Linked DNA regions of Homo sapiens: region 2 is linked to region 1. Evidence: read pairs that join two places in POLR2A ChIA-PET (ENCODE). Cell type or tissue: A673. All regions are shown on one strand. Region 1 overlaps AMBRA1 (autophagy and beclin 1 regulator 1). Region 2 overlaps PTPMT1 (protein tyrosine phosphatase mitochondrial 1).

Region 1 (2,500 bases):
CTGTCAATGTATCTTGATCCTTTCCGCTTTTGTTCTTGCTCTGTCTCTTACTATCTCTGAAAATAAACATTAGATTGCTTGCTTTCTTTTATACCGTTGGGTATCCATCCTTACAGAGACTAATGATGGCTGCTGCTGCTGCTGCTGCTGATCAAGTTCATTAAAATGAACCATAGAAAAAACTTGGGATCCAGACTTCTCAAATTAGTGGTAACTATAGTTGTGGCTTAGATCCTGGGTCAGGATGAGTGCCCAGTGCTGTCAGCACTGACCAGAATTTATATAACTTCACAAATATAGGCTCTTTTGACTTGTCCCAGCTTTATTCTTCAATCTACAAACTTCATTATGACTCTCTCCTTCCCTGCCCTTGAATTGAACTTATAATATAGTCCTAATCATCTGTGCTTCCCTATATTCTGCAAATTTGATTTCCAAAAGTGACCTAGAATTCTAGTTCAATCCAGAGTATTCTCTAGAAATCTAAGGAAACTGAGCCTTTTCTTAATCTTGTCTGGACTTGGGGGTGGCAAATACCAAAAATAATGATATTTTATTTTTGTATCCTGGAAGGGTACTATTTCTTCAAGGGGAGATTGGGATAAAAGACAGATGGCTTTGTTGTCAGAAATGATTTACTCCTTCCTAAAATTTTGTCCTCATTAATTTTCTTAAAGCTGCCTGTCAGTTGATTAAAAGCTGCTTCCGCTGCAATTATCTTAAAGTTGACTTCTGAGATGTGGCACAAAGCATCTATCCTCAAAAAGTTCTTTTCTTCAGAACATTGTAGGAAAAGGGGGAAGAAGTATAGGAGAAGTAAGAGGTGTCTCTGGTGTGATTTGTCAGAGAAGGGAGGGGGGCAAGATAAAAATTAAAAATAACACTAGAACTGCAGTCAGAGCCATTCATTTAGGAAATTTTTCCATGACAGATTCACCAACTCTGACAGTGTCTTTCCTCTGTGGCCTCTTAGTAGAGTGCAGTCTATGCTGCATTTTATTCTCTTCACTCAAAAAAACTTTATTGAGCCCCTGTCATTGGTCTAGGAATGCAGCAGTGAACAAAATGGACCTAGTCCCTTCCTCTGTAGTGCGTCCATGTGCAATGCCTGGCTTCTTCTGGTCTTTTCACTGCCATCTCCCCAGCCCTCACTGTGCTTAGTTAGCTGCGGGAGGCATGCAACGTTTGCTTCCTAAGTGTGTGTTACTTTGAAATCTCATGTGCCCTGGGTTTCTCTGCATGTCCACGCATGTGCACCCTGCTCACCACCACTATCACTGTAACAGCCCATTACTCAGTACGCCCTAATTGAATCAAGGTAGTAATGAGATAATCCTGAAAATAGGGAGCATCTTACTCATTTCCACAATGTTTTCTTTCTTTTTTTTTTTTTTTTATTTTGAGATGGAGTCTCGCCTCAGCCTCCCGAGTAGCTGGGACTACAGGAGCCCGCCACCACGCCCAGCTAATTTTTTTGTATTTTTAGTAGAGACGGGGTTTCACCGTGTTAGCCAGAATGGTCTTGATCTCCTGGCCTTGTGATCTGCCCACCGCAGCCTCCCAAAGTGCTGGGATTACAGGCGTGAGACACCACGCCCAGCCCGCTGTTTTCTTTTTTTTTGTTTTTGAGACGGAGTTTCGCTCTTGTTGCACAGGCTGGAGTGCAGTGGCACGATCTCGGCTCACTGCAACCTCTGCCTTCTGCGTTCAAGTGATTTTCCTGCCTCAGCCTCCCGAGTAGCTGGGATTACAGGTGCATGCCACCACCCCGGCTAATTTCTGTATTTTTAGTAGAGACAGGGATTCACCATGTTGGTCAGGCTGGTCTCGAACTCCTGACCTCGTGATCCACCTGCCTCAGCCTCCCAAAGTGCTGGGATTACAGGCGTGAGCTACCGCGCCCAGCCTCATTTCCACAGTTCTAACCGATATCAGTGAGTTTCTCCAGGTTCTAGTTCCAGCACTGAGACATGATGAGAGGTTCCCAGTAGATAGTTTAAAAAGTGAAAGGCAAAACATCCTTTTTTTCAAGAATTGGAAAATCAATTCATATATTTGTAAAAACTGAAAGTATTTAATATAATCCCTGTCCTGAACAGAGAAATACTACTTCTTACACACACACACACACACACACACACACACACACACACACAAATGGATCAAGCAAAAGATACAGAAGCATTGTCTTATCCAAGGTGAATCTCTAGAACTCATTAGACCATTTCCTTTGAGATGTAGAAAGACACAGAAGTTCAAGAACTTGTGTTGTGCTCTGTGCCCAGAGATGTGGAAACCAGAGTAATTGCTTTCTTTCTATTTATTTATTTTTTGAGATAGAGTTTCACTCTGTTGCCCAGGCTGGAGTGCAGTGGCGTGATCTCGGCTAACTGCAACCTCTGCCGCCCGGGTTCAAGCAATTCTCCTGCCTCAGCCTCCCAGGTAGCTGGGATTACAGGCACCTGCCACCAGCCTGGCTAATTTTTGTATTTTTAGTAGA
Region 2 (2,500 bases), 1.1 Mb before region 1:
TTTTTTTTGAGACAGTTTCACTCTGTTGGCTATGCTGCAGTGCAGTGGCACAAATCACGGCTCACTGCAGCCTCTACCTACTGGGCTCCGGTGATCCATCTCAGCCTCCCAAGTAGCTGGGACTACAGGTGCACACCACCACACTGAGCTAACTTGTTGTATTTTTTGTAGAGACGGTTTTGCCATGTTGCCCAGGCTGGTCTCAAACTCCTGGGCTCAAGCCATCCTCCCATCTCAAGCCTCCCAAAGTGCTGGGATCATAAGTGTGTACCACGATGCCCAGCCCAGAAAGAACTTTGGTACCTGAATCAGGTATGCTGCCACCATAGTGGCACTCCTGGAGCGCCCAGCCTTACAATGCACGTAAACACACTGGCCCAGCGACTGGTACTTGAGAGCAAATTGGACTCCCTTCTGGAGGTTGTCCAAGGTGGGGATCCCAGTCATGTCTACTGTGCTGAGCCGCAGCTGCTCGACTCCTAGTCTCTTCCACTCCTGGAACCAGGTCCACCAGTATGAAAAAGAGAATGAAAAAAAACTATGTGGGTGGGATGATAAGGGGCTCCCAAGAAGCAGCAAAGCAACAAGGAAGTTTCAGGGTTTACTACAATGGGAATACACTGTTGCCTGTTTTCTAAAATAGAAACTTCTTACAGAAATGCTTTTTTTTCCCATTCCAGGTGAGGACAGAAATGTCTTTAAAATGGCTGGCCTACATGGTTGGTTTTTCATCAAGCAACAGCTATGCTGCTGAGTTAGAATTATGTCCAAGATTTAAAGTGTTCCTTTTTTTTTTTTTTTTTTTTTTAAAGACAGAGTCTCGCTCTGTTGCCCAGGCTGTAGTACAGTGGCGTGATCTCAGCTCACCACAACCTCCACCTCCCAGTTTCAAGCGATTCTCCTGCCTCAGCCTCCCGAGTAGCTGGGACTACAGGCACGCGCCACCAAGCCTGGCTAATTTTTGCATTTTTAGTAGAGACGGGGTTTCATCATGTTGGCCAGGCTGGTCTCGAACTCCTGACCTCAGGTCATCCGCCTGCCTCAGCCTCCCAAAGTGCTGGGATTACAGGTGTGAGCCACCACACCAGCAGGTAAAGTGTTCTTAAACTACCCTTTGGGTACTTGAATATTTAGCTGCAAGATATTAGCTATATACATTTTAGCTGCAAAAAATTCAGCTGCAAACGTCTTAACATTTTATTTTGGCCGGGCATGGTGGCTCACGCCTGTAATCCCAACAGTTTGCAAGGCCAAGGCGGGCAGATCACCTAAGGTCAGGAGTTTGAGACCAGCCTGGCTAACATGGGGAAACCCTGTCTCTACTAAAAATACAAAAATTAGCCATGCGTGGTGGTGGATGCCTGTGATCCCAGCTACTAGGGAGGCTGAGGCAGGAGAATTGTTTAACCCTGGAGGGAGAGGTTGCAGTGAGCAGAGATCGCACCATTGTACTCCAGCCTGGGAGACAAGAGCAAAACAACATCTCAAAAATATATATATATTTTATTTTAGAGACACGATCTTGCTATGTCACCCAGGTCAGAGAGCAGTGGTATGCAATCATGGCTCCTTGCAGCCTCAAACTCCTAAGCTCAAGCAGTCCTCCCACCTCAGCCTCCCAAGTAGCTGTGACTACAGCTGCATGCCACTGTGCCTGGCTAATTTTGTTATTTTTGTGTGTGTGCAGATGGGGGTCTCGCTATGTTGCCCAGGCTGGTCTCAATCTCCTAGCCTCAAGCCATCCTCCTGTCTCAGCCTCCCAAAATGCTGGGATTACAGGCATGAGCCACCAGGCCCAGCCAGTGTAATTTTTTTGCATAATTTTGGCACCTGTGTAGTGATTCAGCTGCAGATTTGGGGTACAATATTTTGCCAAGGCTTTCTATTTCTCTGTCCATAAGTCTCTTTTTTACCACTGTTTTTTGAGGGAACATATGGTAGAAAATAGGGTTATCATTTTAAAATTAAAACAATGGGCCGGGCATGGTGGCTCATGCCTGTAATCCCAGCACTTTGGGAGGCCAAGGCGGGCGGATCACGAGGTCAGGAGATTTAGACCATCCTGGCTAACACGGTGAAACCCCGTCTCTACTAAAAATACAAAAAAATTAGCCGGGCATGGTGGCAGGCGCCTGTAGTCCCAGCTACTTGGGAGGCTGAGGCAGGAGAATGGCATGAACCCAGGAGGCGGAGCTTGCAGTGAGCCGAGATCGTGCCACTGCACTTCCAGCCTAGGCGACAGAGCAAGACTCCGTCTCAAAAACAAAAACAAAAATAAAATTAAAACAATGCACTGACCTTCATTAGTGCAATGTTATCACTTAGAAGAAATAGGTGGCCAGGTGTGGTGGCTCACGCCTGTAATCCCAGATTTTGAGAGGCCAAGGTGGGCAGATCACCTGAGGTCAGGAGTTCGAGACGACTTTGGCCAGCATGGCAAAACCCTATCTCCATAAAAAATACAAAAATTAGCCAGGCATGCTGGCAGGCACCTGTAATT

Evidence for each region. ChIA-PET counts read pairs that join two places held together with the same protein. Peaks named below come from ENCODE experiments on the same cell type or tissue, not always from the same donor. Only the 100,000 strongest peaks of a DNase experiment are listed, where the experiment ranks them.
Region 2: POLR2A ChIA-PET joins it to region 1 with 6 read pairs; 2 of 35 experiments call an interaction of 5 or more read pairs at or near these places.

What each region holds. Positions count from the first base shown.
Region 1 is chr11:46,424,967-46,427,466 of GRCh38, reverse strand. All of the region lies in intron 14 of AMBRA1 (autophagy and beclin 1 regulator 1), which reads left to right. Among named protein-coding and RNA genes, the nearest start is that of MIR3160-2, 26 kb to the left of the region's middle. RefSeq lists an enhancer at 1-103. In A673, no CTCF peak of the experiment used is centred here; a DNase peak (open chromatin) is centred at 1,023; H3K27ac peaks cover 1,192 bases.
Region 2 is chr11:47,567,695-47,570,194 of GRCh38, reverse strand. It overlaps PTPMT1 (protein tyrosine phosphatase mitochondrial 1), which reads right to left. Exons shown (of 4, transcript NM_175732.3): 3 at 304-495. Among named protein-coding and RNA genes, the nearest start is that of PTPMT1, 3.3 kb to the right of the region's middle. In A673, no CTCF peak of the experiment used is centred here; no DNase peak of the experiment used is centred here.